Regions from separate parts of the Homo sapiens genome. Here region 2 is linked to region 1. Evidence: chromatin loops called from intact Hi-C (ENCODE). Cell type or tissue: PC-3. All regions are shown on one strand. Links, peaks and the distances in the headings refer to the core of each region. The heading gives the core; the rest is flanking DNA.

What was found. Peaks named below come from ENCODE experiments on the same cell type or tissue, not always from the same donor. Only the 100,000 strongest peaks of a DNase experiment are listed, where the experiment ranks them.
Region 2: it touches region 1 in a loop (5-fold over the local background); 9 of 110 quality-filtered maps call a loop at or near these places.

The regions. Positions count from the first base shown.
Region 1 is chr17:57,362,554-57,378,868 of GRCh38, reverse strand. All of the region lies in intron 5 of MSI2 (musashi RNA binding protein 2), which reads right to left. Among named protein-coding and RNA genes, the nearest start is that of MSI2, 110 kb to the right of the region's middle. RefSeq lists a silencer at 14,512-14,755. In PC-3, for the core only: no CTCF peak of the experiment used is centred there; DNase peaks (open chromatin) are centred at 6,538 and 8,538; H3K4me3 peaks cover 817 bases; H3K27ac peaks cover 2,911 bases.
Region 2 is chr17:57,416,538-57,432,852 of GRCh38, reverse strand. All of the region lies in intron 6 of MSI2 (musashi RNA binding protein 2), which reads right to left. Among named protein-coding and RNA genes, the nearest start is that of MSI2, 170 kb to the right of the region's middle. RefSeq lists enhancers at 7,731-8,025, 9,909-10,088 and a silencer at 9,859-10,059. In PC-3, for the core only: a CTCF peak has its summit at 12,732 (motif pointing right); DNase peaks (open chromatin) are centred at 7,862, 9,922 and 12,572; H3K4me3 peaks cover 410 bases; H3K27ac peaks cover 6,625 bases.

The sequences.
Region 1 (16,315 bases), core at 2,706-10,705:
TCCACATTGGGTGCAGAGTCACAGAGGGATAATTCAGTTTGGGGCAAGTCCTTCCTCATGGGTGGCTGGTTCACTCTGGAACCTTCTCCCCAGTGGACCACACTCAAAGCCTGGTATGCCAACACCCCTAAACTTGGGCAAACTAAGAAATTAAGAAGATAAACAAGAAATGGGCCGGGCATGGTGGCTCACTCCTGTAATCCTAGCACTTTAGGAGGCTGAGGCAGGCGGATGGCTTGAGGCCAGGAGTTTGAGACCAGCCTGGCTAATACGGAGAAACCCTGCCTCTACTAAAAATACAAAAATTGGCCGGGCACAGTGGCTAACGCCTGTAATCCCAGCACTTTGGGAGGCCAAGGCAGGCAGATCACTAGGTCAGGAGATCGACACCAGCCTGGCCAACATGGTGAAGCTCCACCTCTACTAAAAATAGAAAAATTAGCTGGGTGTGGTGGCGTTCGCCTGTAATCCCAGCTACTCGGGAGGCTGAGGCAGGAGAATTGCTTCAACCCGGGAGGCGGAGGTTGCAGTGAGCCGAGATTACATCACTGCACTCCAACCTGGGCAACAGAGTGAGACTCTATCTCAAAAAAAATAATAAAAACAAAAAACAAAATTTAGCCGGACATGGAGGTACATGCCTGTAATCCCAGATACTCAGGAGGCTGAGGCTACAGTGAACCAAGATTGTGTGCGCCATTGCACTCCAGCCCGGGACACGACAGAGCAAAACTCCGCCTCAAAAAAAAGAATGTCCATAATGCCTTCACTTTTTTTTTCTTTTTTTTTTTTTTGAGATGATGTCTCGCTCTGTCACCCAGGCTGGAGTGCAGTGGTGCAATCTCGGTTCACTGCAAGCTCTGCCTCCCAGGTTCACGCCGTTCTCCTGCCTCAGCCTCCCGAGTAGCTGGGACTACAGGTGCACACCACCACGCCTGGCTAATTTTTTGTATTTTTAGTAGAGACGGGGTTTCACCATGTTGGCCAGGATGGTCTTGATCTCCTGACCTCGTGATCCACCCGCCTTGGCTTCCCAAAATGCTGGGATTACAGGCGTGAGCCACTGTGCCTGGCCATGCCTTCACTTCTGAAGTGGGATGGAGCGAGTGGAAGACAGGTTCTATCTAGTTCTATCCTCCTTCTCCTCTACTACTCATCAAAACAAATTAGCTTTTTTTTTTAAAGTAATGAAGAGCAAGGGGGAACAAATGAATGCATGTCTTTCCAAATTCTGCCATTTGCAGAATCCAGGGAAATATAGTCAAATATATCAGAAGTCCTTGTTGTAAAGATGATGACTTCCATAGGGCAGGTCACTGAGAAGGTGAAGGGGCATGAAGCTCTAAGCACAGGAGGCCTCCCTTCCAAAAACACTTGCTGGACTGAACTGTGGAGAATCCCTGCTCACCTGGGCAGAGCCCCAAATTCCCTGTCCTTTCCCCGACACAGAATTCCAACTGTGGAGCCAGCCACAGTGATGCAACACATGAGGTGATGTAACAGGGCAGAAGGATATCTAAGGAAAGAAGTGGATGCCCTGATTCAAGTCAGAGTTAAAGATTAGCAGACTCGTACCTGAGGGAAGTCAGGCTTGGCTCATTCCTTCCTTCTGAACTGACTATCCCAAGTAGGTTAAAAAAGTATTTGTGGGCCGGGCACGGTGGCTCACGCCTGTGGTCCCAGCACTTTGGGAGGCCAAGGTGGGCAGATCACAAGGTCAGGAGATCGAGACCATCCTGGTAAACACAGTGAAACCTCGTCTCTACTAAAAATACAAAAAATTAGCTGGGCGTGGTGGCGGGCGCCTGTAGTCCCAGCTACTTGGGAGGCTGAGGCAGGAGAATGGCATGAACCCAGGAGGCGGAGCTTGCAGTGAGCCGAGATCGCGCCACTGCCCTCCAGCCTGGGGGACAGAGCGAGACTCCGTCTCAAAAAAAAAAAAAAAAGGCACTTGCAGGTCAACGTGACACCCAGAATGACCATGTTCTTCCCCTTTCCTGGGTCGGGGGTGGGAGGAACCCAGGGGAAGGTGGGATCTTATTGACATGCAGGTCTTGGCAGCAAATGTTGCCCAAAGGCAAAGGGCAGATATTCTCAAGTCCAGAAAGCAACTGAGATGCCATATTTTCCCAAAAGAGGAAGACGCTATTTCTGAAAGGCTAAGTTTGAGCCAATCAGCTGCTCATAAACAGAAAACTCTTCAAAGGGGTAAGGAAGACAACGGTGGGCCTCAGGATTTTTATTTCTGCTGTCTACCTTTAGGAGAATGGAAAAATCACAACCGAAAACCCAGATCTCCAGTCAATCTAGCAGAAGTTTCTCCAACTCCAGAACACGGGGTCATGAGAAGTCAGGGTCTCACCTGCCGTGCTTGGCCCATTTGACTGTGTGCCCTTCAGGGGCTCCCTACCTAGGCGAGAAGGGATTTGAGCAATGAAAACCAAGTCCAAGTGGACACCAGCTTGCACTGAAGGAGAGGGCAATAAATTGGATCCAGACCGGGATAGGGTTCCCAGACCTGCTGTCTGCTGGCTACTTGGCCCTGAGCAAGACTCTTCATCCCTTTGAGCCTTCGTTTCCTCATCTATGAAATGGGACATTTCCAAAGTATTGTATACCTTTTCTCCAGGGATCAAATCAGATTCTATGTGAATGTGCTTTGCCAACCTGAAAGGGCACTGGAGGTATCAGTCTTGACGACCTGCCAAGCAACTCACCCACCACTTGTTCAAACATGTGATTTTCCTATCTCAGACATCCTGTAACAGGGCCTGAGGGGAAACTGGAGAGAAGGAACTCTAATCCCACATTGGCGTCAATAGCCGATCACCTAAAGCGAGAAATCTTCTCTCAGGAAGATAAGGGAACCCACATATCACCTAATTAAAGCAAGCAGCTGCACACAAGTTCAAAGGCGGGACAGGCTGACTCAGCCTGCTGCTCCTGGGCGGTCAGAGTGAGCATCGGCTAACGCGGCCTGGGGTGCCTTGGCTACAGGAACAGACATCTACCTGTAAGGGCAACGCGAATGAAAGGAGAAGGATGGGGGCAGGGGAGTCTCGTCATCCTTTATCTCTAAATTTATCTCCTATTTGCACTCAACACCACTCCCCATTCCCCGAAATGGCTGTATCTCAGAGTCCCCCAAATATGTTCACTCAGAGTGGCCTCTGTGCCTCCATTCTTGCTGGGCAGGCCTTAATAACACTGCCTGAAGTCATTATTGAATTCTTAAGTAGAAGAATGTGATAATGTTACATCATCATCTCCTCCTCCTCCTCCCTCAACTATTCCAAGAAGCTCTGGCTGGCTTCACAGCCCCACTCCCCACGCCGTGATCCCATGGCTTCCATGCTGCCTGGCATACAATCCTCCGTATTCCATCACCATTTCTACTCGCTCAGAAATTGTTTCCTGGCAAGGCTTCACCCACCTGAATAGGAAAATAAATGCCTCTGAAGACAGAACTGCATCTTTGCCTCTTGAGTTTCCTCTCCTCGGCTCCTGGCTCTATACCACAAAGCAGAATGTTTTACAAACAGCCACGGGGGAAGTGCGGCTGACCTACTTGACTAGCTAGAGGCCTGGGAAGGCTGCTGACCACCGCTTGTCAGAGGCTTAAATTTGCTGATCACTACACTTTGTGCCATCTCTCGCTCCATTTTTGACCCTCTATCTAGTGCTCTCTTCCTTCTTCTTCCATAAGTCTGATTTTCAATGTAGTCATGCTGGATGTTTGTGGATAAGCCTCACCATTTAGTAAAGATGCTGCATTAACCCAGGCAAATCTAAACTCAGAGCTGTGTGAACACCAAGCACTCAGCCGCCACACCAACAAGCTGGCAATGACCAGGAAGAGCAAATAATGATGTTCGATCTGTATGGGGAATGTTCAGGGATGTCCTGAAGTCTCACTAGAGATGCTGAAGAGATGGAAACCAAGATGATCATTCCCATAGCAGGCAAGACTAGTGCTCTGGCTGCCATCTTGCCTAAAGCACATCCCAAATGTCAACTGGACATGGAATAAATGCTAAGTGGTCTCCTTGCTAGATCAAAGATAAGCATTTATTTATTTATTTTTATTTATGAGATGAAGTCTCACTCTACCGCCCAGGTTGGAGTGCAGTGGCATAATCTCGACTTACTGCAACCTCTGCCTCCTGGGTTCAAGCAATTCTCCTGCCTCAACCTCCCGAGTAGCTGGGATTACAGGCGCTGCACCACCATGCCCAGCTAATTTTTTGTATCATTAGTAGAGATGGGGTTTCACTATGTTGGCCAGGCTGGTCTCGAACTCCTGACCTCAGGTGATCCACCTGCCTCAGCCTCCCAAAGTGCTGGGATTACAGGCGTGAGCCACTGTTCCTGTCAAGCATCTTTTTAAATTTTGGATTTTGAGGGAAAATGTAGGTTCCTCAATAGTATAAGGTAAATAAAACCAGGAAAAGGGCAGGAAAAAAATATTGAGGAAGTTAAAGTTTTAGGGACAAATATCAGGATACAAGTTCAAGGGCTAGAAAGGGAAACTTCAATACTCAAGTTGGAATTGGATTTGAATTGAATTTCAGTCACATTAAGTATAAACTACCACATACCACTTATGCCTAGGGTTGCAAAAATGCAACAGGACTTCAAATGATATATCCTAAAACAGTACAATGTAGTGCTGCCACCCTATTGACGCTATGTTTCTGCATATAGCTTCTGTCTTTGTCTGTCTTAAATTCTGGACAATTCTCTAGTTGTCTGGCTGCTTTTTTGTTTTTGTTTTTTGCTTCTCTGCCAGTCTACCTTGCATGGCCATAACACAGAACTGAAGTCTATTTCTTATCATTTGATCTGTTTACTAAGTAGACATGGTAAATCGGTCCCCATCATCCAGTCCAACCTCCTCGCCATAAGCCTTTCTGTTATGCAGGATCTGGAAAATTAAGGAGTAATATTCCAGGTTCCCTTGCAGCTAGGTATGAAAGGGAAAGTAGTATATTCTGTACTTTAACTATTTCCCCTGGCAACATGGCCAGGGAGGTGTTAGGTTATTCTGCAGCAATATCCTCTGTCTCTACTGACTAGTCATGGAGAACCTATTTTGCTGGAGATCACAGCAGGACAGTGGCAGCCATGGAGGCCTTCGGATGGGGACAGTGCGGCTGTGGTTCTGAACCTGGCAGCTGTAGCACCATCTTCCCAATTTGGTGGGGACTTCCAGATGACAGAAGAGACAGTAGGTATTTGAAGACCCAGATCTGCTGCATAGCTCTGAGGGCTGTTCCCAAAAGCACAACCTAGAGGTTTCCGTGTATCTCCTGATGATTTCTGGAAGCATTTTAATGCCCTCAAACAAATTCCTTTCTGCTTAAACCAGATGGGAGTGGATTCAGCTCTCTGCAACTGAAACTAGACTAACACACGGCCTTTGTTCTTGTTTTTAAAAAATAGATCAATATCTTCATTTAAAAAGAAAAAAGGACACAAACTAGAACCTGAAATCTGTTTTGTTCCTAACTGGCTGATTGACCTGGGGTGAGGCAATTACTAATGTTTGTTGGGCCTCAGTTTTCTTATCTGTAAAATGAGAGGGTGAAATTTGATCTCCCAGGATCTTAACACACCTAATATTTGGTGATTTTTTTTTTTTGACAGGCTGGAGTGCAGTGGCGCAATCTCAGCTCACTGCAACCTCCGTCTCCTGGGTTCAAGCGTGCCTCAGCCTCCCAAGTGGCTGGGACTACAGACACACACCACCACGCCCAGCTAATTTTTGTATTTTTTGGCAGAGACAGATATGTCTCTACCACTATGTTGGCCAGGCTGGTCTTGAACTCCTGACCTAAGGTGATCCACCTGCCTTGGCTTCATAAAGTGTCGGGATTACAGTCGTGAGCCCCTGTGCCCAGCCATATTTGGTAATTCTAAATCCAGATGCCCTTTATTTTCATAATTCTGAATTTATTTTTGCAGTCAATTAATCAATACGATCGATCCCTCTTGGCAGGAAAAAAAAACAAAACTGTCCTCATTCTCATTGGGGTGGCGGATTTCAAATCACATTCAGAAACACCAGATTGCCAGGTAAGAAAACTTCATTTTCAACTGGAGCTGGACATCTCCTTTAAAGCGTGAATAGGGGCGATGAACAGTACACCCTTTTATAGTTTCTTCTAGAAAGGGGAACACTACTATTGGTTTCTGTATCATTTATATTTTTTACAGCAGAAAGTATTCATTGATAATAAAATGTGTAATAAAAGAAACAGAAAATAGGCACAGCTTGTTTTCAAATTTCTGTTCATCTGTAACTTTTTTCCTCCAAAAAGAGAAAACATATCAATATGTTGACTATAATTATTTCTGTGTGGTGAGATCTCAGGTTTCATTTTATTTTTCCTACTTTTTGACATTTTCCAAATTTGCCACATTTGTAAACCCAAGCGGTAAAAAGACAGCAGGAATCTTCCTCATTCTCTTCCCTCTTCCCACATCTGTGGTGGCGGTTTCTTGGAACAGTTACACTGAAAGTTCTGATTCAGAGGAAAACTATTTCCATCTTCAAACTTGGATAAATGTTAACCAAATAAGATACACAGGTGGGTAGGTCAGTGTGTTGAAGATAAGTAGGTAAGTAAACAAATAAACCCGAAAGAGAGAGCTTTGCCAAACTACACTGAAGAGGGCTGTTTAAAATAAGCAATTCAAGTTGATCCAAGAAACCCCAATCTTTTTAAATTAAGCCTTCCCCTTCAGCACATATAAAAATGTTTACCATAAACACATCATTTTTACAAAAACAGTAATTTTTTTTAAATTAAGTTAATCTCTCAAACTTTTGGTGAGGTTAGAAAATAGTACCATTCTCCTTATCGGGAGGGCCAATGTAAGATAAAAAAAATTTTAAGAGATTATATATAAGTATATATATTACAAATTTTTTGATATTGTAAAGGAGATTATATATCTCATATATATAAGCTCCTTTATATATTTTTCATATATATTTATATGTAAAATCTCCTTCAAAATATCCATAGCCTTTAACCCCAAAATTCCACTTCTAGGTAAACATATTAAGGAAGTGATCAGAGATGTTGCTAAGGGGTTATGTACAAGGATATTCCACAATGTTACTTATAATAATAATAATAAATCACTAACCAGCTAACTATTCAATAACAGGCTTTGGTCAAATAAAGTATAATTGTAAGTCACAACACCACATAGACAATAAAAACCACAACATAAAAACAGTGAATGAGGAAAATATGATAAAGTTATAAAGGCAGGTTAGCCAATGATTTGTGTGTGTGTGTGTGTGTGTATACCTGTGTCTCTATATAATTTTTTGCCCTTTTTTTTTTTTGCCATGAAAAAGGACAGAAAAAAATGTACCGAAATGTTCATAGCAGTTATCTCTGAATGGTAAATAGTGGCGTTGGGGGGATTTTTACTTAGTTCTTGCAGTTTTCCAAAATTTTCCCAAGTGTTTGTGATTGGAGGAACATGGCAGAAGCAGTAATCAATGTTCTAAATAAACAAACTGCCCAAGTCTCTCCTTTCTGTAAACGTCTAAGTTGGAGTTAAAAACATTTTTATCACAGACCAATCTCGTAATTTTACCCCATCAACTGGCTGAATGGAATAAACATTACAACCTTGCCATGTTTTGTGGCTGGAGTGGTGTTTTATTCTGTTTTTTAATTAATTAATTTGAGTCACGAGCATTTGAGATGTATCTATTTTACGGGGCTGAAATTTACATTTATCTCCTTTTTAAAAGCCCATTTAGCAAATTAACAAGAAAACAGCAACACTCAGGGAAGATACTGAGCCTACTGCATGCGTCATATATAAAAGAGCGACTATATAATTGACCTTACAGGATTCTCCTGCGGATCAAATCAGATTGTCTTGTAAGGAACTCTGGAAAAAATAAAATGCTATATAAGTCACAGTGAAATATTAACATTAACATTTAAAGTCCAGCTGTTTGGTGACTTCAACACAGGGTTTCTTCACTCTAATAAGGCCATTCATGTCTGAGCACCAGGGATCTGTGCATCCTGACCCTCAGTGCAAAGCTGTATGTGGCTGTGTTGTAGCGCAAGTCTCTGGGTAAAGGGTCCATAACTTTCCCAGCATGATCCCTGGGCCCAGTCAGGTTAGAAACACAGCTCACAGAGGTTAAATCCATCACCTGGTGCTGAGGAGTGTTACCTAGCCATCAAAGCAGGCGTAGCAGAATCTCAACTTAAAACCTAACAGAAACATCTTGTGGTCAACTGGCCATCATTGAATCCCAGGAGTCTCATTCCAGTCTTAGGACTAACTCCTGATAACACCCCCAGACCTGGTCTCTGGGCAGAAAAGAACATGAGAGAGCAACAGAGGCCACAGATGGGACAGCAGCCTTGGGTCAAACACTGGAAGGCAAAAGGCCTTTCCAAAGGGCCCTTTCTTGCTACCAGGACTCTGTGATATTGCAAAACAGAATGGCATTTCTTCTATTTGGAAAGATATACGTAATCCTACTCTTTGCTGATTCACACTGTCCTTTTCCACAATCTAGCTGCATTTGTGAGGTTCTGCCTAAATGTTTAAGATATTTCGATTAAAAACGCAAACAGCAGCAACAATCACAAGACCTTAGGCACCAGGGCAGGCCTGGGCAGGAAAGAACACACAGATTCCCCTTCCACTAACCTCAGCTTTCACGGCTACTCAAACCAATGGCTTGAAATTAACTCACTCAGTTAATCATTCAAACTCATGGGCTGGGCAAATTTTAACGTTTCATTGTTGGTTTACAATTAACCCAGCGACAGTGTTTTAAGGTGTTTGATTTTTAATTAGTCTACTGATTTGCCAGTCTGGTTAACAATCCTTTATCCCTGTGCCCTTTATTCTGTCTTCTATTCTTGTTAAGAAATGAAGAGCAGAGATTACTCTGGCTCTTTTCTCCTGGAAACCACTCCAGACTATGGCCCCTTCCTTTCCCAGGGACACAGGATATGGAGTTAAGAACAGAAGGCATGAGGCCTGAACACCAGGATTCTGTGTGACCTTGGGCAAATTAAGGTAACCTCTCTGTGCCTCTGTTTCTTCATCTATAAAATGGGATGACAGCTTTTACTCACAGGAACAGCGTGACCATTAAATGAGATGAGTCACAAAAAACCCTCAGATCAGCACCTGGCACACATGTGGGCCCTGGGCCCCTCTTTTCCCTTCCTTAGTAGTTCAGAAGCTTTACGATTTCTTAATCTGAACATGTCAGTATCTTCCTTTGCAAAACCAAGAGCAGCTGAGAAAGTGTGTGCCCCATGGAATACTTTCTAGGAACAAAACCAGAATGAATTATTCATCAACAGGAGGGTCCCTTTCCCTGGCAGATTTAAGCATGCCTATTAAGTAAGGTCTGTCCAACCTGCTTTATTCCTAAGAGGACAAACAGGCTCAAAGACTCAAGACCCTTCCCAAGGTCATGCTGCTTAGAATCCAAGGTCCCCGAGCTACAACTGGCTGCCCCTCTCATTATGCTGTATTCTTGCCCCTTTCCCCACTGTAGGTTGATAGATGGTGTAAAGAAGGAATGGTATGTGTCCAGTGACACCTGCTGCCATTCTGGCATAGCTGACAGGGTGGCATAACCCTGGCTTGCTGCAGGACAACTGTGACGTCACTCTCAACAAAAGAACCGAAAATGGTACAAACAGCACCCTGTCATTCCCACCACCAGAGGTAAACAATGCTACCAACCATCAGTAGAGCAAAGCACACCTGGGAACTAGCTTCACCAGTATTTCCATAAACCTCACCAAATGACTCTGAGATGCAGCCTATTTTGGAAATTCCCAGTAGAAAAAAATCTCATGGTGAGGCCAGGGTGACCCTATTTCTGACCCCCACAGACTGGGGAGGAAAAGCTGACACACTGATATTTCAGGCATGCCGTTCCTTCCTTCTAGAATGCTTTTTCCTTCCTTGTCTCTCTGGTAAACTTCTATTCATCCTTCAAAACCGAGGTAAGAAAACCACTTGTCTTGAAAGCCTTCCCTGACAATCTCCTCTCCAGCTCACTCACAAGCACCTGTTATCTACCCCTAGAGCTCTGCCTACCTTAGTACCTAGCATATAACTTCAACTTGCCACTTATCTGCCGATATTCTAATTCTGCGGTTCTGAAAATCTTTGATGTCATGACACCTTTTCCCTCTTAAAACATGAGGACCACCAAAGAGAATTATGTGTGTTATATCTCTCAATATTTATCATATTAGAAATCAAAATTGAGACTTTTTTGTTTTTGTTTTTTTGGAGTCACAGTCTCACTCCGTCACCCAGGTGGGAGCACAGTGGTGAGATCTCTGCTCACTACAACCTCTGCCTCCTGGGTTCAAGGGTTCTCCTGCCTCAGTCTCCCGAGTAGCTGGGATTACAGGCGCCCACCACCATGACCAGCTAATTTTTGTATTTTTAGTAGAGACGGTGTTTTGCCATTTTGGCCAGGCTGCTCTCAAACTCCTGACCCCAAGCAATCCGCCCGCCTCAGCCTCCCAAAGTGCTGGGAGCCTCCCAAAGTGCATGAGCCACCACGCTCAGCCAAAATTGAGACATTTTTAAACACAGAAATACACATATTCCATTAGCCACCAGAACTATGATGTCAACAGAGGTCATGTAGCCTATGAAAAATTCTACTGTATATTCATAAAAGGATGAGAATGAAAAACACAAAGTCTTAAAATTATTATTTAAGAAACTTCGTCACAGACTCTTTGAAAGGTTATCAGGAATGCCCAGGGGTCCCGAACCACAATTTGGGTACCACTGTTCTAGTTCATTCATTTAGCTGCTTGAGGACAGGGTCTTTATCTTACATATGTCTGTGAAATGCTTTTGATAACCACCTAAGACCCAGGAACCCTACAAAACCACCTGTGGCTCCCCATCACTGGAAGAGAACTTGCGGCACCCTCCGTCTCCTACCCAGGCCTCCAGGATGCCACACAGCTGTAAGAGGGATGGCCTGGTGGCAGCATGGTACCTCTACACACACAGGCCTTCACAATGGCAACTCCAACCCTCTCTCCCGGAGTGAAGCATCTCTGCAGATAAGCTTCAACTCGGGGGATGAGCACTCATGACATTTATTTATAAAAGGTTTCTCCCTGGAGAATTAAGGGTACCTTGCAGGTAGGGATTTAAGATGCTCTGATTTTCTTTCCACTGATCCCCCTTAATAAGCCTCCAGGGAGGGGCCCAGGAGCTCGGTCTGCTGTTCCTAAGCTACAGGAAAAGCCTGAGGCAGCTTTGAGGAAAGGGGCTGTTCCGGCCCAATGGGGCAGGCCATGGAACCAAAGGCCTCTCCAAGGCCCAAGAGTCTTCCTGAATCCTCAGCCAAGACAACAACATCACAAGGACCAACCGTATATTAACTGCTCACAACATATACCTCATTCAGTTCAGCTGAGATCCCTTCAGAAGGGAAGCAGATGGGAGACACTCCAGACCTCCCCCATCTACTGAGTTAATATTCCACTTGTATCTCCTGATACAACTTAAAATTTGAAGGAAAAAAAAACATTTTAATCACAATTCAGAAAAACACACCCACGCATCTTGTTCACCAAGCGTGAAGCCATTCCCCTCAGTGTAGCTTCGTCTGTGCTCTCCAACAGATAGTGGAGGAGAAGGAAATGTCATTTTCATACCAAAATGCTGCCTCATTCTTCCCCTTCAGGGCCCCTACCTGGGTGTGTGTTTGCAAGTCTAATTTAGATATCACTATTTGTATACACTTTCGAGCTTGGAAAACAAGCCAATAGTTCAGAGGAGCCAAGGCAAACTCAATCTGACAGCCACAGCCCTGACGGCTGCCAAGTCTGATTGACTAGTTGGATATATTTAGATAGGAGAGAGGAGGGGGATCAAACACTGTTGTGCCTCTGAACTCAAGAATACTGTGTTGGTAACGACAGACTAGCAAATAAACAGCCAACAGCCATTCAGCCACATCATCTGGTATCCCAGGCACAGGATCCTCGCCTCCGTAAATTACGTGCAATTTCAAAAGCCACCCACGCTATGGCAAAAATAAATAAATAAAAGGCAATTAGAAAGGGTTCTGCAGTGGCATTCCCCACAGCTACTCGTTAGAAATAAACAAACAAATAAGTAAATATGATCTGTTCCTTGGCTGTCCCCACCTCTTCGCTCCTCCCCTTTGCTTTCCTGTTCCAGGACAACCCGTAGGGAGCAAAGACAAGGCCAAGGGTACCCAGTGAGGTCCTGAGCCCTGGCTGCTGCTTTTGCAAAGGTTCTGTTGTAAACTTGGCCCTCTCCACCTCTACTATATGTGTAAAAATAAAAAGTTAGGGGTTGTCTCTCATTTCTTCTTTCCTTCACGGGGTGGAAATTTAAGAGCAGCATGTGGTCAGAGTTATGAATTACAGAATGTGTCTCCAAGTCTCCAAGTCATTCAAACGTGTGATCCCTTCAGGGGAGGGAAGAGGCGTGAGAAGGGCCCAGGCTGGGGGAGACAGATGCTGTCCAGCACAGAAACCCACCCCACCGGTGGTCTCGGACCTGGGGCCAGCAGATTTACCTTCAGTCCACCTCAACTTCCCCAACTGAAAAGTTGGGATAATAATAGCCAACGCTGGGCATGGTGGCTCATGCTTGTAATCCCAGCACTTTGGGAGGCCGAAACGGGTGGGGCTGCTTGAGCTCAGGAGCTCAAGACTAGCCTGGGCAACACGGCAAGACCCTGTCTCTACTAAGAATACAAGAAAATAGCCTGGCATGGTACACAACGGTGGTCCCAGCTATTCGGGAGGTTGAGGTGGGAGGCTCCCTTGATCCGGGGGAGGCAGAAGTTGCAGTGAGTCGATATCACACCCACTGCATCCAGCCTGGGTGACAGAGCGAGACTCTGTCTCAAAAAAAATAGTCAACATTGGGAAGATTCATTTACTGAGACTCTACTATGTGCCACAATCTGTAGAAGATACTGAGATACATCTAGGAATAAAGTAAGGGTTAGACAAGATGGGCTGTATAAGGTTCTGAACAGCACCAGGTATACTGTCCAGTAAGTGCACAATATGTGGAAGCTCATCTCCCAGGACAACATTCTCTGTTTGCTCATTGCCAGCCTTTCTCACACTATCTCCTCCCCCACATGGCCTTCTATTGGGTCTTCTGGTACACTGAGCCGTGAGCTCACTATCCCCTCTGCCAAGAAGGCTCCTCCCATCCCTCCTAATGCTAAGTCATTTCTCAGAGAAACCCTCCTAATGTCTCCCAGTAGACACTCCCAGGTCACCCTCTACCCTGCCTGCAGAACACCCATCCCAACTTGTACTGATACAGCTACTCATAGGATCCGTGCAGTATCTGTTCCCCACACTTTCCTGTGAGCTCCACGCAGGCAGGAATAGTGTCTTCCTTCACCACTGAACTTCCCCTTAGCATTTAGAAAAGCTAAGGTACCTAATGCATATTTGTTGGTAGAACAAACGAATGGATGAAATAACCATTTAAAGTAGGTAGCCCAGATGTGCTCAACTGCCTCTCCTCCAGCTTTAGAAACATCATGTTTCACAGAACTAGTCCCAAAGCAAGGTATATAAAAAACCATTGTGCCTCAGTTTTCTCATCTGCAAAATGAAGTTCTGGTAAACACCCAAGATCTTCAGGTTTCCTTTCAAATGAAATCTCAACACAGGATACATTTCTCTGCACATGACTGGATGTTTGGAGATCGCAAATATTTTCTTACGAAATAAAAGTAAGTTAGCTGGGTATCTACTATTAACAGACAGGAAGCAAGTTCTGAAAAACAGAGGTTTTTGTTCAGTGTGGTTTTTATTTTTTTAAAGAACAAATAAATTGAGACTTTTGTTTTGGGCAAAAATCCTGTGCCATGGAGGAAGAAAGTCAGCAATGCTAAAAAGGAAAAAGAAAAAAAAAATGAATAAATAAATAACCCAGCCATCTCTGAGCAACACATCCGGGTTAGCAGAGCAGAAAAGGACACACAGGCCCGAAGAAATCCTATTGTTTCTGTTTTTAGGACAAGACTCAATCCCAAAAGGGAGCTTGGGATCACAGGAAAAGGAGCTGGAGGTCTTTCCCACTAAACATTCAGGACCCAACCCTAGGCTTCCCGAATGTCATCTGGGGGAGCTGGGTTGCTTTCTTCTTGCAGCGATGTCCAAGCTGGAGAGGGGAAAGGGGGCATCCTGGAGGTGATGGTTATTGTATGGGTGGAAAACGGGCTTAAACACAAGCCCATTAGAGAAGCAGAACCTTAATTTATCAATTAGACACCATCTGTGGATTGTGTTCCTTGAAATAATTGTTGAATTTGACAATGCATTGCAGCTTTACAAAGTTTCTGCCATCCTTGATGCCGTTTAATTAAATTTCTGCACTTAACTTTGATTGCACTGAAAGCACTGATGCCTTCCACAGATTGAGTTCCTCGGCCACCTGCTGTGTTGGAGCCAAGCGCATTTCCAGAGCAGGGAGAAAAATATGTATTTTATTTTATTCAAAGCCTTGTCTTTTCTCAGCCTTCACCTATAGGGAATGAAAACTCCTGCTGCACAGGAGGGACTGTGTCTCCAAACCCAGCCAGCCGAGCCTTCTGGCCCCTCACCACCTACATGAGGTCTTGCTGTTCTTTTATTGTGTCTCACAGAGAGGGCTAACAAAACAGAATCCCAGACGGTTACCAAACTCAGAGGAGTGGCTTAAAATAGAACACAATAATTATCACATAAAGCAACCAAGAACATAGGTTTCAGGTGGGAGCTGCTTCTAGACCTGAAATCCCCACCTAGAAGGAAAATGCAGGTCAGCACGGGGATGGAGCCCCTTACCTGGGAAGTGGCCTGGGACCTAAGGACCACGTTAGCTGGCTAATATTGACAGACCAGCCTGGGCAGTGCTATATTTTCAAAGGACATCTAGAGGGCAGTTCTCACCTGTCTGGCTTAAGAGAGACATTAACCCCACCCACATAAGGCTTCCCATCAGCCTTCATTTATTATGTTTTGTTGTTGTTGTTGTTTGTTGTTGTTGTTGTTGTTTGTTGTTGTTGTTGTTGCTGCTGCTGTTGTTGTTTCAGACAGAATCTCACTCTGTTGCCCAGGCTGGAGTGCAGTGGTGCCAATTCGGCTCACTACAACCCCTGCCTCCCAGGCTCAAGCAATTCTCATCCCTCAGCCTCCTGAGTAGCTGGGATTACAGGCGTGCGCCACCACACCCAGCTAATTTCTTTACTTTTTAGTAGAGACAGGGTTTCTCCGTGTTGGCCATGCTGGTCTCGAACTCCTGACCTCAAGTGATCTGCCCACTTCAGCCTCCCAAAGGGCTGGGATTATAGACGTGAGCTACCATGCCCAGCCTATTATGTTTTTACAGTGGTAAAATATCCATAACATAAAATCGCCACTCTTTCTGTCACAGAGCTCTTTTTGTCACAGAGCTCCCCACCCCCTTGTGACCTAATAAATAAAGTTGCTGAGTGATGTCATAAGGGGTGGGGAGCTCTATGGATTTGACTGCTCTAGGAACCTCATATAGGAGGAGCCATAATCTCCTTTTGTAACAGGCTGATTTCACTTAGCACGTCTTCAAGGTCCATCCACATTGTAGCATCTATCGGAATTGCCTTCCTTTTCAAGGCTGAATACTATTTAATCATATGTCTATCACATTTTGTTTATCCATTCGTGTATCAATGGACATTTGGGTTGTTTCCACCTTTTGGCTATTGTGAATAATGCTGCAATGTATGTGGGTATACACATGTCTGTTCAAGTCCCTGCCTCCAAATCTCTCATGTATATAACCAGAAGTAGAACTGCTGACCACACAATAAATCTATGTTTAATTTTTTGAGAAACTACCACAGTGCTTTGTACAGTGGCTACACCATTTTATATTTCCATCAGCAACACGTAAGGGTTCCAACAGCCTTCATTTTTAAATGGAAACTTTATAATCATAATTCATGCACTTGGGTTGAACATCGCATCTCCTGACTCTTTTTTCATACAAATATTCTATGAGTAGCATTATACAAAGACAAGCACTTTAGTATGAATTTTTTTTTCAAGTAGAAAATATCAGAGGGGTGGCATGTAAAGAGGGAAAAGAATGGGGGGAAGGCACAGCTCACAGACATAAAGAATAAATCTGGCACTTTTTTCCCCCCTAGAACCACATGGCTCCTCCAACTCAAAGCCTTAAGTTCAAAAAATTTATGGACTAAAACTTCAGAACTGTAAAATAAAATTGTTAGAAA
Region 2 (16,315 bases), core at 4,807-12,806, 52 kb before region 1:
TGGGGACAGCAGACAGAAGAGAGAAGGAGTGAACACAGGAATCGCTTAGCAGATAAGCATCGGTCTCAACGAGTGAGTCAGGAAGAGCTGTCAGAAACGCCATTCTTCTCCTAGACAGGGACTCAGGGCAGGAGACCAGACTGGAGTCAGTGAGGTCAGTGTGAGGAGGGCGAAGGTGAGATGAGCCTGGAACATTCAAATGGAAATGCCCAGCAGAAAGGGAGTGGGGGAGTCAGACAGGGAGAGGCCTGGGCTGCCGGCGGAAACCTGGAGGAAGAGGGAGAGTGGCCGAGGCCATGAGCATAAACATCTCTAAGGAAGAAGCCAAAGGGCCAGCTAGCATCTCATCCCAAGGACAGACTGCCTGATTCCAGAGAGGGCAGCCCTTCAAATGCCCACATGTGACTGCGTCCACCTAAAAACCCAACCCCAATGCTGGGAACCACTAGAGAAATGCACACCGCAGAAACCTGAGAATGGCTATGAGCCCAGGAATACAGCCTCCTCCATAAGGAGGCAGTGGGACAAGGCACGGAAAGAGGGACACCAGCTCCAGTTTCTTCTGGGCCACCGACCCTGAGCAAGTCTCCTGGCTCCTCGGGGCCTCACACACCCTCTACGTCACAGACAAGGAAACTAAAATCCCTTCCAAAGCCGAAATTCCGTGATTCTCATCCACCAGAGCCACATTAAGTGCCTGGTAATTCAATAATTCAATTAAGACAGCTCAATTTTTTTCAAGCTTAATATTTAATGGAAGGGTTATGAAGTGCGACACAACTCGGCGTGATTAATAGTTACAATTAAAGGCTGAACGTGTTGAGGGGAGAGAGGCACAGATTACTGGGAACACATTTGTGCTGCAAAGGGACAGAGCAAGTTGTACCTACAGACTGGGGGAAGCCTTCTCTTCATATTCCACACCGCCGCCAAATGCCCGGTGGAGTCTGTGCTGCAAGGGGGTGTTCTGTCTACAGAACCAACTGGCTGACTTGCCCAAGTGCAGGTGGACACTGGGGGCAGAGAGTGAAGTGGGGTCCCTCCCAGCCTCCCCAACAAATCAGAGCTTGTTTGCTGCAAAGCTGGAATGAGGCCCACCCTGATGGGGCCTATCTTCTTGCCACCACAATCAAGTCTTCCAGAAGGCAAACAGGTAAGGGGAGGAATGCAATCTGCCAGACAGGAAGATGCAATGGCTGATCTTGGACAAACAGCTCCAGGGGTGGCAGGAAGTTGTTTTGACATCTGTCTTCTCACGTCAAAGAGATCCTCATTCCAAGACCACAGGTGCCTCTGGCCTCCAGTAACCCACATGCAGGTTATATAAAAGACATGCCGCACCGACCATGCTACAACACAGCTGGCCTTGGGACCCCCAAACCTACCACCTGCCTCTCCCTGTAAATTCAAAGGAAAGCATGGACACTCACAATGCAAGGACACAAACAGCTCATTTCACCTGCGACCCATTTAACATCTAAGGACATTCCCTGGCTGTGCTGCCAGTTCGGGCCCAAGGAGCTGGTGCCACCCACATCCTACATGGTGGCCGTTCTGAACCACAGGGCTCTGATTTTTGTGCTCAGGAGGAGCCTGGCTCTGAGCATCAGGGGAGGAGAGAGGGCCGATGCCTAGAGTGCAGCCTGCCTGGGCTCCCACCTGTGAATCTGTGCCAGTTACAGAAAAACTGGGCCTGGAGGGATAAATTCTTCAAAACGGGAGGGTCACAATGAATGGGCAGGAGATACCATCTGACATGGAATGGGTTTCAGCAACTGAGGGCATTTCACCCAATTGTGGAATAAAACACGTGGTCCTCAGTTAAAGGCTTTACAGCCAAAGAGAGAGGAAATGGAATTTGTTTGTTTCTAATTCTTGGAGGAGTCTTCTCCGTGCTCCTAAAATCATAACCAGTGCCAAATTCAGGAAGAAGAGGCGGGCAGGACAGCCAATGCAGATTCTATAAACAGTGAAAACTCCTTCATCTTCATGGTCAGAGGACCCCCTATGCTCTGATTCCTCCACCCAACCACCACCACAGCCTTGCTTCCTCCCACCACCTCTGCCAACTTGGGCCACCATCCTTGGGTCAGAGGGCAAGCTAAGTCTAGAAACTCAGGGCCACCAGCACATGGGCCAGGGAAAAGTGGGTGCTTAGAGATCTCCAGCCTTGAGAAGAAGACAGACAGACAGAATCTGTTGAGTGCAGCCCCGGAGTCTCTCATATGGGAAAATGAGAGGTGAAGAGCAAGAACAAGAAAAATAAATCCAATGAAAATAAGGCCATTGCTTTAGAGGCATGCATATTAACGAGAACTTTTGAGTGAATGAAGGAACAGCTGTCCTGCAGCACCAGCACTTCCTGAGCCCCCATTTGCCAGACCAGGAGTGGGGCAGGGGGTACAAAGAAGAAACTGCCATTCCTGCCTTCAAGGAACTTGCCCCAGGGGCAGTGTGGACACTGATTACCAACACCAGACAACCACATGATAAGAGAAAGAAGGCGGACTGAGATTTGGCTGGAAAAAAAAAATGTTTATACTAATTAATTACAATCACTGATGTGAACTGTTTGCCATTCATGCCTAATTACTGTGCAGCAAAACAATGGTGTTTACCATCAAAAGAGCATCACTTCACTTTGAGGTGAGTTTTCTTCGGTGGCTACAGAATTTCCAATGAATGGGCACTGTGTACTAGTACTCATGGTCACACGCTAACAACCTCAAGACATTGCAGGGAGTTCCATCCTTACAAATAACAAGGCACATATGATTTAAATAAACATCGGATTGAGAATTCACTGTGTGTGAGGTCCTCTGCTGAGGACTTCCATGCATCTGTTTCCCTTAAGACTCCCAATCCTATCAAATACTTTCTACTGAATCACCATTTTACAGATGAATTTGCCCAAGGTCACACACTTGGGAAGTGATGGGGGCAAGAATGGCAGCCAGGCCTGCCTGCTCCCAGTGTCCACGTTCATCACCAGTGTGACAACTGCAGAGTGAATGCGCTCAAAGTGTGGAAGGACACACACCAGAATGCTGGTTCTCCAGGATGAGACCGGAAATTCTCCCTTTTGCTTAGCTATTTTAATTGTTTTTTTTTTTTTTTAATTATCTAATCAATGTGAAAGACCTGAGGGTTTGTTGTTCCGATGGTGTGTTTGTTACAGACTAGAGCTCCACTGGCTATGACTCCCCACAACCAGGAAGCCTAACCAGGGGTGGGGAGGTGGGAGTCCAGGCATGCAGGGCAGGAAAAACCCTTGCTGGTCATCCAGGCCAACCTTCAATGCGCTGCAAATGTCCTTGCTATCTGGTCCCTAACAGATGGTCCTTACTTCATCACAGCCTCCCTGGATGCTGAATGAGTAGACGGAAGCTCCAAAAACATCCAGGCAGGAAGGACAGCGGCAGCAGGAGTCACTGGATGGTCATTACAAACATCACCCTTTGCCCAGTGTCTGGCAGCACATGATCAGCCTCTCCTTTTCTCACTGGGAGAGCAAAACTACTGAAGATAATCTTTTTAGACACACGCAAAACCCCAAAGTTTCCAAAACCGGGGCCAACCTTTTCTCTCCCAGACACCTTAGAGCAATAGTGCCTATTTGGAGGCTGTGTGGGATCAGCCTGAAATGCAGGGTTAAGTCGGCATAGCCCAGGTGCCATCTAGAAGGCCCTCCCCACATGAAGGGAGATCTGCAGGGGTTAGACTGAGGACACGCAGATCCAGGAAGGACCACTAGCTCTCCATGTTATGAAGAGCCAGATATGCTGGGAAAGGTCTTGAGGGCACTAAGGATAAGGACTATGTCAAATGTACTATATTTAAGCGTGGGGGATCTTCTCCTCCAGGCACTCTGGAGTCCCAATGCCTAGCCCTGTACCTGGCCCATAGAATGCATCACAAATGTATACTGATCATAAATATATGCTGGCTGGTAAATATATTATTACTAGGAGAGCAGAAGGCACTGAAATCACAGAGTAAAAAGAACTGAAAGAACTGGGTGTGTTTACCTTGGAAAATGGACAATACAGCGAGGGTGGGAGGCAAAGGAGACCTCATAATTGTGCTCACACAATTCAGCTTCATGGTAAAGTAGATAAAACATGATATTTGAAATTAGAAGACCTTGGTTTGAGACCCAGCTTTTTGCTACTCAGCTAACTTTGTGTGCCTCTAGAAGGATTACCCTCATTCTAAATATGAAAACAGGTAATGAATGTTTCACAATTGCAGCTGTACATTAGGACTTTTAAAAAAAGATGCCCAGCCAGAAGCAGTGGCACACACCTATAATCCTGGGTTCTTAGGAGGCTGAGGTGGGGGCATCACTTGTGCCCAGGAGTTTGAGGCTGCAGTGAACCATGATCAGGCCACTACACTCCAGCATGGGTCCAGCCTGGGTGACAGGGCAAGGCCACATCTCTTTTAAAAAATAAAATAAAATAAAGGCCAGGTGGGGTGGCTCATGCCTGTAATCCCAACACTTAGGGAGGCTGAGGTGGGAGGATTGCTTGAGCCCAGAGATGGAGGCTTCAGTGAGCCACGATCATGCCACTGCACACCAGCCTGGGTGACAGAGTAAGACCTTGTCTCATAAAAACAAACAAAGATGTTCAGATTTTACCACAGTCCTACCATCTAATCTCCAAAGATGGGTCCATGAATTTGTATTTTTGAAAAGCTCTTTAGATCATTATAATATATAGCCAAATTTGAGAACCACTAACATGTATATCAAAGCACTGATATACAAACATTCCTTTGCTCACGTTTTCTTGCTGACTTTCTCCCCACTATCACCCTGTTTTCCTGCTGCATTCCCCTTGCTGAGACAGTGAAAATATCTTTTATATGTCTATATAGCTAATCTATATAATATATAGTAATATCTATGTCAATATATATTAAAGAATTATTCAAAATATGTGGGAAAGGGAAAGAGTTGTCCCACTGCAGAGCTCACAAAGCCAAAATAAGGAACTATGTGCTCTTTAAGCAGGGAAGCAGATTTTTACTCCTGAAATGTTCTTCCTTAAACCATTAAAAGCCGATCAAATATGAAAGATTAAAAGAGATTCCTAACAAATCAAATTTGTCAGGAATACTGCGGATGAGATTCCCATATGGATTGGATGGAGAGGCTGGATTAAATAACTTTGTAATTCAATGTATTAATAATTAATGACATGGCAACATTTACTAACCCCCATATGTAAAGTGTGTCTGACACTTTACGTACGTGGCCTCATTTCAGCCTTAGGACCACATAATGAGGAAGGTGGTTTTATACATTTCATTCATCAGCGGGAGAGAAGTAGGGTCCCACTCATACCCTCAACTGCAACCAGGCTGGTTTCCCCACATCCCGTGAGGTCCTGTACACATTCCTGCCTTTACATTTTTTCTTTTATTTTCTTTTATTTATTTTTTTTTTTTGGAGACAGAGTCTTACTCTGTCACCCAGGCTGGAGTGCAGTGGTGCGATCTCCGCTCACTGCAACCTCCACCTCCTAGGTTCAAGCAATTCTCCTGCCTCAGCCTCCCAAGTAGCTGGGATTACAGGCATGCATCACCACAACTCAGCTAATTTTTGTATTTTTATTAGAGACAGGGTTTCACCATGTTGGCCAGGCTGGTCTTGAACACCAGACCTCAGCTGACCCACCCACCTCTGCCTCCCAAAGTGCTGGGATTACAGATGTGAGCCACCACGCCTGGCCTCTGCTTTTATTCATGCCAGTCCCAACTAGGAGAAACAGAGAGCTTCTCTCAATGAGAAACCTTCGAAGCAATTCAACAGTACCTTCCGTGGGGGCACCCCGGCTTCAGCCTGGTGAAGAAGTGATTTTAAAATTTAGAAGCCCTGGCTCCAGTGGACACCCGCATCTCCCATTTCCCCAAGAGATGGAAAGAGTTTGCTTCCATTTAATCTCTTCCTCAAACACTTCTCTGTCAGGCCATGCTTCATGAAAATCTTCACTCTAACGCTGAACACTGCAGACCTCCATTGAAATAAAGGTTCTGTGAACTCTAAGCCTTTCTCTGGAGAAGGTTTTTATCAAATGCAGATGTAAAAGGTAACAACAGGAGAGGAAAAAGGCCTGTGCCCCAGGCCTGTGCATTTCCAAGGCTGTATGGACACCCATTCATCACCTGCACGAGGATGGGGACACTGTCACGGCACAGTCACCTCAGCACCTGGTACATCAAAAGCACTCAACAACCATTTACTACTGAATGAAAAAAATAAATTAAAATGTATGTAAGATCAAAAACATGTCTACAATTGGGGAAAAGTTGACTCTCAGAGACCTCCTAATGCTAAAACTTTATAATTGGAGAAAAATCCCAAAATGGGTACTGGGTGACTACTGAGTGTAGGGCACTGCCCCATGTGCCGTGAGGACGCACACAAGAGCAGCAGGAGGGAAGAGATAAACAGGCAACAAGCTGAACGTTATCTTAAAAGAGCAATGCAAAATTTAAATAACAATGGTAATGCTTTCACAAGGCAAGACGTAATTGCCAAATGTATTAGATGAAGGAAAAAGTCAGTATTTGTCTTCAGCTATATCCTGTCTAGGACAAAACCGGTATGCAGCTAGGAACAATGATCAAAAACCCATTAAAAATCACGACTAAACACATCCACTTGAAAACATTTTATTTGCCACCATTTTTGTTTCAAGATGACAATCTGAAACAGAAACACAACCCCCGGTCTATCCTGAAACTCTCCTGCATGTATCTCACTCAGTCAAAACCATTTACAACTTCATGGATTATCAGAGAACAGAGAGGCAATGTAACAAGTATTTAAAAGTCAAGGTATAACAGATTCCTCACTCTTCAATATTAAAAAAAAATGTTCCATATGACAAATTTCAGAGGAATGTAAATTTTAGAAAGACTTGGGCACAAAAATCCTAAGACCAAAAGCTCAAGCTCACTCTTATGCTGCCTTAACTGGTAGAAATGTAAATTAGTACAACCTCCCTGTGGGGCAGTTTGGCAATAAATAGCAAATTGTAAAACGTATTATTATCTCCTTATTGTAAATTCCTAGAAGTGGAATTGCTAGGTCAAAAGTATTGCAGGAGCAGGAGAGAAATGCATGCACAAGGGCGGTCCTGCCAGAACTGGCTATAATACCAAACAATGATCATAATGATACTGCAAACAACCTAAATGATCCTAACTAAGGGTTTGCGTAAGTCAATCATAGTGCATCGATATCACAGAAACAATGAAGGCAACAAATATGACCATGTAGGGTACAATCACATGGAAAAATGCCTCTGACATACTACTGACCAGAAAAGGCCATCTGGCAAACACCACATATGATCTCATTTATATAAAAGTGTACACAACCGTAGTTTATATATGTGCAGACAGACCTCTGGAAGCCTACACCAAAATGTTACTGTGGGTTATCTCATGGTGATGAGATGAGAGGATTTGTTAGTTCTCTGTTTACTTATGTATTTAATTTTTTCTAGTATGTCTTTTCGTTTTTAAACAAAATCATAATGCTGTTAAAAATAAACTTCCTTCATTTACAGATCACCCAATTCTGTGCAAAATGTGGGACTTTCTTCACCACTGATCCCAGCAGCTGAGTCCCAACTGTAGTTGTGGAATATTCCAGAATAACTCCATGCAACTCACCTACAACCCTGGCCCTCCCCTCTTCAGGATACCGGGCAGGATTAAATGTGAGAGTAGTGCACTCCGCCACCCTGGGAAGAAAGGCTTTTATAGCCCATGATTTCCAGGCCATTCCAAGTGCTTCCTGAGTCCTGCCCCACCTCCTGCAGGGCCGGATGACTAACCCTGCCCCAGGAAGGAAATGGGGCCTCGCTGAGGATCAGAAGTTGGACCTCATAAAATTGCAAAGCAGATCAGGTGTCCGACTCCCAAGCACAGCCTCCAACAAATCCCAGGAGGGTCTGCTGGGCTAAGCTCCTCCCTCTTGGTTCTAAGCCACCTCATCTGCAAGCAAAGGGATGACACTGGCTGTCCTGGAGTCATCAGACCCCTGCCCTAGAGTCATCAGGCACAGAGGCCACAGGCACCCCGAGAAGGCAGACAGGGGCCCAGCAACTCCCATGGGAAACACTTCCATCCACCTGGCAGGTGCATGCAGCCTCTGGAAACCAATATGGAAGCCACCCCTGAAGCATCAGGAGATGTCCAGAGCCAGCAGCTGTGACACTAGATAGTCATGTGTTAATGGCTCCCAAGCCTCACACCACACAGACTCCAGGAGGCCAGGCAGCAGCTCTGTTTTCCAACTTCTGGAGCTATGAGAAAACTTTCAAAGGATCTCCAGAAGAAGAAGAAAAAGACTGAAAGAGGGAAACCGCAAGTCAGAATTCCCACTCTGAGCCAGACACAGGCTCTTCTGTGCCTCTGTTAAGCCCCAAGGCAGAGAGAACGCTCATCTCCCATTTAGGAAACAAATACTCAGAGAAGCTAAGAGACTGGCTCAAGGGAACAGAGCTACTAGGTAGAAGATCTTCAAATGTATGTCTGATTTTTCCCTCCTCATCCCAGAAGGATACCTTGGAGTATTAGAGAGACTGCATTTTTCTCATCCTGATTCATTTAGTCCTTCATTCTTTTGTTTGAAGAGCTTAACAGAAGACAGCTCCTACACAGGGCTCTCTCTTTCCAGGTAATAACAAGCTCTGAGAACATTCGGAGAGTTCAGGGTTCATGCTGCCCCAAAGGATCTCTGAGAAGAACCAGCCCTCCACACAACCAGCTGGAACATCACAGTGATTGCCCCTGCAGGAGATGTATATAATAAAAATTGAATGCTGCAGCATGAACTTCATACATACTTGTCCTCTTGGTTTATTCATCAGAAATAATTATCTGTGCTTGCTTTCACAAGAGCACATATTTTATAGGGTACATTAAAATTTAATGGATTTTTAATAATATTGTAACTACCGCAAGAGAAAAACTGGAAAAAGCTGCGCCACATGTCTTTGTGGCATTTTGGTGGTTTGGCTCCAGCTTCGCAAAGAAAGAACTCATTTGGTGAGGAGGGGCGGGCAGGAGAGAGTGAAGAACCCATGCAAAACGCTGGGTGGGTATGAAAAATTTTATATTTGACTACTGGCATGAGAGATCTGTGCTGAGGGAGGGAAGTCAAGAAGGAAAGATGACAAATCAACAGGCATACTTTAACAAATGGCAAATTATGCTGGACTTAACCTGACTTTGGGCAACTTGGGATGTAGCTCAGAACAGAAGGAGGATGGTGATGGTGATCCACGCAACAGACACTTCAATTGTGGAAAGGCATGAGCAGGCGCTGGCCAACAGAATAGAATGCAGCTACAGGGCTGGAAGAGATCTGAAATCTCATCCAATGTCTACAAAGCCGAAATTTGTAGAAAAGATAGCCAAGGCCCAGAGAAGTAAGACGAGGCCCAAGATCACAAAGGAAATTAGCAGGTCTTTACATTTCTGTCGGGCTTCTTCTATTACTGTGTGTGGCCCAGGTTAAAAGCATATACTTAAATCTAACTCGAATGGCGAAGATAATGTTCTCAAGTCTTTAATAAACTGCTGGGTTGCAAGCTGCACATTTTTAGCCATTTCTGGGAAATTTAATTCCATTAATTTTCATAAGCCATCCCATGGTTTTTATTTTGATATGCATCACAAAAGATCACTCTATTTTAACTTTTTGGGAAAAGTTTTTTCTCTCCCTATGGGACTCGAACCCACATATCTGAAGGACTCATTAAAGAATAGAGTCCTATCTAGAGGCCAAGATGAGGTGGCCCCTTTAGTTCCTCATAGAAGGCTGCTATACACGCACCCAGTACAGTCATCTGGAGCCTCCTGAAGTGTCACCAGTCCAGAGACCAGTGTCTATTTCTGGACAAAGAAAGAAACCCATGGTGCCCTGCCACCAATGATGCATCCACAGCCAGGCTGACTCACCCATTCGTAAGTGCACTGCCAAAAATAACACCTTGCCAAAATTACGTTGCCTAATCTTTGACAAAGTAATATCCAAATTAAAATGAAAAAAAGGCTTAAATGTCAAGTGATGATGGTGATTTACGCTGTACTGATTTATATAATGCGCCACATCTCAGATGGGCCAATTTTTCCATGACATCAAAGCAGACCACGAGCAGGGTTAGCGGTGACAATGATGGCTGGAGAATGAGCATGGGTCTGGAGTTTGCTAGCCCTGGACTGAGCGCTCTCTCTGTCCCTTGGCAGCTTTGTGCCATTGGGCATGTACTTTCCTGTCCCGGACCCTCATTTTCCTCACCTGTGACAAGACAAAAGAATACCTACCTCACAGGGAGACTGTAAGAATTACCCATTTATCTTTTTTTTTGAGGCTGAGTCTCACTCTGTCACCCAGGCTGGAGTGCAGTGGTGCGATCTCAGCTCACTGCAACCTCCGTCTCCTGGGTTCAAGTGATTCTTCTGCCTCAGCCTCCTGAGTAGCTGAGACTACGGGCACCTGCCATCATGCTCGGATAATTTTTGTATTTTTAGTAGAGATGGGGTTTCACCATATTGGCCAGGCTGGTCTCGAATTCGTGATCTCATGATCCGCCCTCCTCAGCCTCCCAAAGTGCTAGGATTACAGGCGTGAGCCACCGCACCTGGCCCCATTTATCTACTAATAAAAGCAGTTCGTGTAGTACCTAGTACACAGTGGAGATGCAATTAATGAGAGTTATTATTTAAAATACCTGGTATTTACTATCACTAAATACGATTTGAGTGGATTGATAGTTCCTTTCAATTTTCATATGTAGAACTATAATTGTAAAGCTGTGTAACATTTGATAGTATTAAATATTAAACCACTGTGTAATTAAAGCCCAAAATGTCAAACACTGCAGCATAAACTACCTGACAGGCCTCCAAATGCCCTTTCACCAAGGTGTGATTTCTATTTATTTTGCTTTGTTGTTATTTTTGTGGTTTTGAGATGAAGCCTCACTCTGTTGCCCAGGCTGGAGTGCAGTGGTACAATCATAGCTCACTGCAGCCTCGAACTCCTGGGCTCAAGCGACCCTCCTGCTTTAGCCTCCCATGTAGCTAGGAGTACAGGCACATTTTTTGTACAGATAGGGTCTCACTATGTGACCCACACTGGTCTCAAACTTCTGGCCTCAAGCGATCCTCCCCACCTCGGCCTTCCAAAGTCTTGGGATTATAGGCTTGAGCCACTGCACCAGGACTATTTATTTTGTCTCAGTAAAAGTATACTGTGCCTGAGGAGAAGGAGGAGGAGGAGGAGAATGAATGGGGAGGAGGGACAGAGGGAGAGAGGCAGAGAGGAAGTCCACCAGTAGTCTAGAAGGTTCTACATTCCCAGGCCTTGTCTCTTACTGTTGCCACCTTCAGGAAAAACCTCTCCTTCTGATCTACTCCGTCCTGTGCAAGCATCAGGCCTTCCACACGCCCCATGTTCACGCCCTACATACACACACAAGCTGTAACTATCTACAGCTGGAGATACTCCGTCAAAGTAATCACATGACCTCTCAGTGTCAACATGCGCTTTGACAGAGGGTGAGGGGACTGCCACGGGGCCATTAAGCGTGGACATTAAAAGCGCTGATGGAGCCAAAACACATTAACCTGTGGAGGAAGCCAGGCTATCAGCTGCAGCTCCACCGACATCATAAAAAGTAAAGAGGCCTCAGTAAGGGAACCAATATTACAGCCATTGATATAAATTATACCTCAGAACAGGGGAGAAGGGGGTGGGGTATAAAAATGGAACAAGTTCAAACTTCTTTTATTGTAATAGTCTCCAGTCGAGCATAATCACCAAAGCTATAGTGCAATACGATTGCCAAAACTAGACAAACATCTGTGAGATGGATTCATCTCAGAGGGGAGGCCAACAGCTTGTTATCATTAAAGCGGCGATGCTCGCTCTGCGCCTGAACTGCAGGCCGCCTTGTTACTGCGTTTGCGGAGGCAATTGTACCAGATGTTGGCAACTATCTTCAGATAGATGACAGACACCTGCTGTTGAGGAAATTAAGCTCCTCATTGGCCTCTCTGATTTGGGGGTGGGGAGGAAGAAGCAAGAAAAAGTGACCCTTCCAGATAGCCCATGGGACAGGCACTAACCCAAGAGGGTGGTTGGAGCTTGCCAGATGGGCAGGCCAGCTCAGCTCCTGGTGTCAAAGACCCAAGAAGGGCCCACGGGGTGCTGGTGGAAAGATGGAGAAGTTTGGGAGGAATCTAATTCAGGCTGGGAAAGTACGGAGCTCTGCGCCGACTCCCTCGGCAGGTTGCTCTTGGTAACGGTCTCGGAGACTCTTCAAGAGATCCTAAATTTGAAACATGGCTATGGACATTAATCATCATTAAAAGCCAAACAGGCAATTTTCAAACCATGTCATGCTGACTCAGACAGAGACAAAGGCTCCAAAAGTGGGGGAGAGCAAGGACAAGAGAGATAAATACCACCTATGCCACCATGGACAAATAAAAATCGTGAGAGCCCATAATTCATTTTTCAGACTGCCCCGAACGTCAGTCGCTAGTTATTTGAAAGAAATGATTCATTCCAAAGTTGGCAGGGCTGACCCATGTCTACCTTGCTGGAGGGTGGCCTGTGAGAAAGATGCTGATAAAATGCAATCACCTGCGTCCTGGACCCTAGAGGTGCAACCTGACTCCTTTTCAGCAGAGGGCAGTCAACAGAGCTACCCCAGGACCCAGCAGATGGGTTCAGTCCCAGAGCACTGGTGATCTCCTTACAAGGTCGTCAGATCATCTTGGCCTTCCATTATTTCTGGGCAAGTAGTGATTCTCCTTCCTCTTGGATTATCAAATTTGAACCAGGATACCCCATACTTGATTCATTCTTACTACGATTACTGACACAATCTGACACCAACACCGACAACTGTCCTCAGTGAGAGGCAGCAGTGCGGACTCAGGGGCAGAAGCAGGCCCAGCCAGGGTCCACGGCGTCCTGACCGAAGAGACCAAGGTCAGAATGTTATTCATGAGCCTCAGTTTTCTCATCTGTAAAAGGGTCTGCAAAGCCCCTTCTAGGTCTACACAGCTAACAGCCCTAACCTGTTCTCATCACAACCAAAGAAATTAGATGGCTTGGTGCAGCTAGTTGAGAAATGTACTAGCTGGCTGGCACAGTGGCTCATGCCTGTAATCCCTGCACTTTGGGAGGCTGAGGTGGGTGGATCACCTGAGGTCAGGAGTTCGAGACCAGCCTGGCCAACATGGTGAAATCCCTTCTCTACTAAAAATACAAAAAAAAAAAAAAAATTAGCCAGGCATGCTGATGAGCACCTGTAATCCCAGCTACTCGGGAGGCTGAGGCAGGAGAATCGCTTGAACCTGGGAGGCGGAGGTTGCAGTGAGCTGAGACTGAGCCACTGCACTCCAGCCTGGGTGACAGAGTGAGACTCCATCTCAAAAAAAAAAAAAGAAAAATGTAATAATTGCGTTAAAGCCCAAGTTTTCTACCTCTACTGGCAGCCCAATTTGGGGGTCACTCTAATATTTAGCCACAAAACAAAATGGAACGTGCCTTTTTAGCCTGTAATTAAGGTTGTTTCATGTCCTTAACCAGTAAGAACTTCTTTGCTCTATTTAAAAAAAAAAAAAAAGAAAACCTCCATACTTTAAAGTTCCTAGGACAGAAATGACGAATTTTCAGAGAAACACTTAACTAGAGAATACAGAAATCAAGGCATCAATTTAATTTCACACTCTACCTGCCTTGGACTAATTTGTGTAAATTACATTTCATACTAAGAACCTCAGCCCACGTGACCACAATGGAGAAATAAGCAGCTTGCATCAAATTGAGTTTTTCAGTTATAAATATAGAGCTCTTTTTAGTGTGTGAATGTTTAACTGAATTTTCAATAAAGGTTTTATATAAAAATTTCCAAGTGTTAATTTCCACCATTTTCATTGACATGTCAATGTCACTGGTTTTTTACAGACCTAAACAGTGCAGATTAATCCATGTGGATCCATTTTTTCCTCTTTTAGAAAAGTGATTACCACCAAATTCTCAGCTTATAGATGTGAGTGAGCAGAGTCAAGGACCCGTCGCATAAAGCTGCATAAAAGTTCCCACTTTGGCCTTCCACTTTCAGGAATGTGGCCAGATAAGTGTTGCATGACGAGCAAGCCTTTGCACACGTTTGTGGGTACAATCCTCTAGCTTGTGGCTACCACGTCCACACAGAGCACCTGTCCTTGAGCAAGAGCACCCCACAGCCCAAGAAAAAAGCAAGACCCCAAAATGATCATTCCTTGCCTATTCACTATAACAAACCTTATGTGACTGACAGGGGCTTATGCCTGCTCTTAACTCTCCCTAGTCCTTATTATTTGCAGCTACTTACTCCAAAAGATTTTTCCAAATATCTTGGAGGGATGGCATCAGACAATACAATGTACCTTTCTGACATGTGCCTACATTAAAAGGATGACTATTTCAAATGAGCATAGCCATGCCCCTAAAGTTTATTACTGATCCTGAAAATATCCTCAGTTCTATGAAATCGCTGCTTTCTTTGAGACGTCAAGTTGACGACTAGGACTGTCTATAACAGGGGATAGCAACTTACGGCCCACAGGCCTGCTGCCTGTTTTTGTAAATAAAAGTGGAATTGGAACACAGCCACACTCATTCATTTACATATTGTCTATGGCTGCTTTTGTGCTACAACAGCAGAACCGAGTAGCAGGGACAGAGACCGTATGGCCCACAGAGTCTAAAATATTTGGTATCTGACCCTTTACAGACAAAGTGTGTCAAGCCCTGCTCTCTATGTACTTGGAGCTACGAATGAGAGGAGGAATAATAACAATGACTCTGTAATTCCTAGACACAGGGAGGAAGGAACAATTGTGAAAATAAATGGTATTTCTTTTTATTGCCTCTTTACAAAAAGGCATCTAGAATCAATACATTTGATTTGGGACACCTGATACAGACTTTCAACCAGTGGTTAAGTTATGGGTTTAGCAGAAAACCACTGACTTCAGCTGTCATTCTGTCCCAGGTGCACCTGATCCATCATCTTTGTCCATTTCCTTGGGCGGCCAAATCCCTTCATGAGCAGATCCCAGGTTAATCACATCCGGGAGGCAATAATGAGACTGAATTATAACTGAGACACCCTGACTAATGTTCGCTGAGGTTCTTTCACATTGAAAAGATCACATCTACCGTTCCACTCATGGGTCAAACAAGCAGACCTGCCTTGTGGCTTCTTGGGGGTTGAGGGGTAAGATCTCAGGGAGGAGACTGAACATGGCAAGAAGGGGAGCATCTGTAAAGCCCTGAGGTGCATCCTCAGCAGTCAGCATCTCTGGGCAAGGTGAATGCAGGCATCCAGATGTAAACTGCCTCCCTCCTTGCTCTGCAGCTGATGACAAAGTCAAACTCACGATTTCAGGTCCATGGAAGTGAGCCCTCTCCATGTGGTTCTTTCCAAAATGGGCAGGGGCAGGACTGTGATATCCAGGGGTGTGTGGGGCAAGTCACACTCTGGGCTTCCTCCTCTCCTCCACCTACCATGGCAACACTGGTCCTTTATGGAGCCCAGAATAAATGTCTGTCAAGCACCTTTTCCAGGTCAATGCTCAGGCTGGCATTGAGGCACATGAAGACATGATCTGCCTTCAGCGGCCACCATAGGGAACAGCCGAGTCAGCTGAGGGAAAGGATGGGAGGCCTGGGAGAGGAGCTCCACAGCAGCAACCACCGTCCCCACCTCGCAGTGACACTGGCAGGCTCTCCATTTGCTATACCACACTGCGATTCTGCTTACCACCATCTCTGCTCCTTGACCACAAGCCCCACATGGGTGGGCACCCCACCTCACCCATCTCTGTGGCCCCATCATGGTGCTTAATACCTAGCTTGGGTTCCTGAATGCAAGGATGGTTGGACAAGCACAACCACCTTAGGACCTTTCAACAGCAGCTGATAAGAGACCTTCTTCCTCCCCCTCCAGTTGTTCCCATGATCACCAGCATTCTTAGAGCTCCTGAATGTACTGTCGTCCAGCCCCCCAACCCCAGGAACTCCCTTAACTAACCTGAAGGTCTCCCTGAGTGTAGGCTGTGAGGCAGATCAGCCACACTCAGGTGTCTAAGAGAAACCAGCATAAGCACCCCCAAAAAGGGCAACAACAAACTGAGACGCTCTTTGAGGGAGTGGTGCATTGTAAAATATGGGCGGACACACCCTTGTCAAGAAGGGATGTCACAGACAGTACGAGAAAAATCCCAG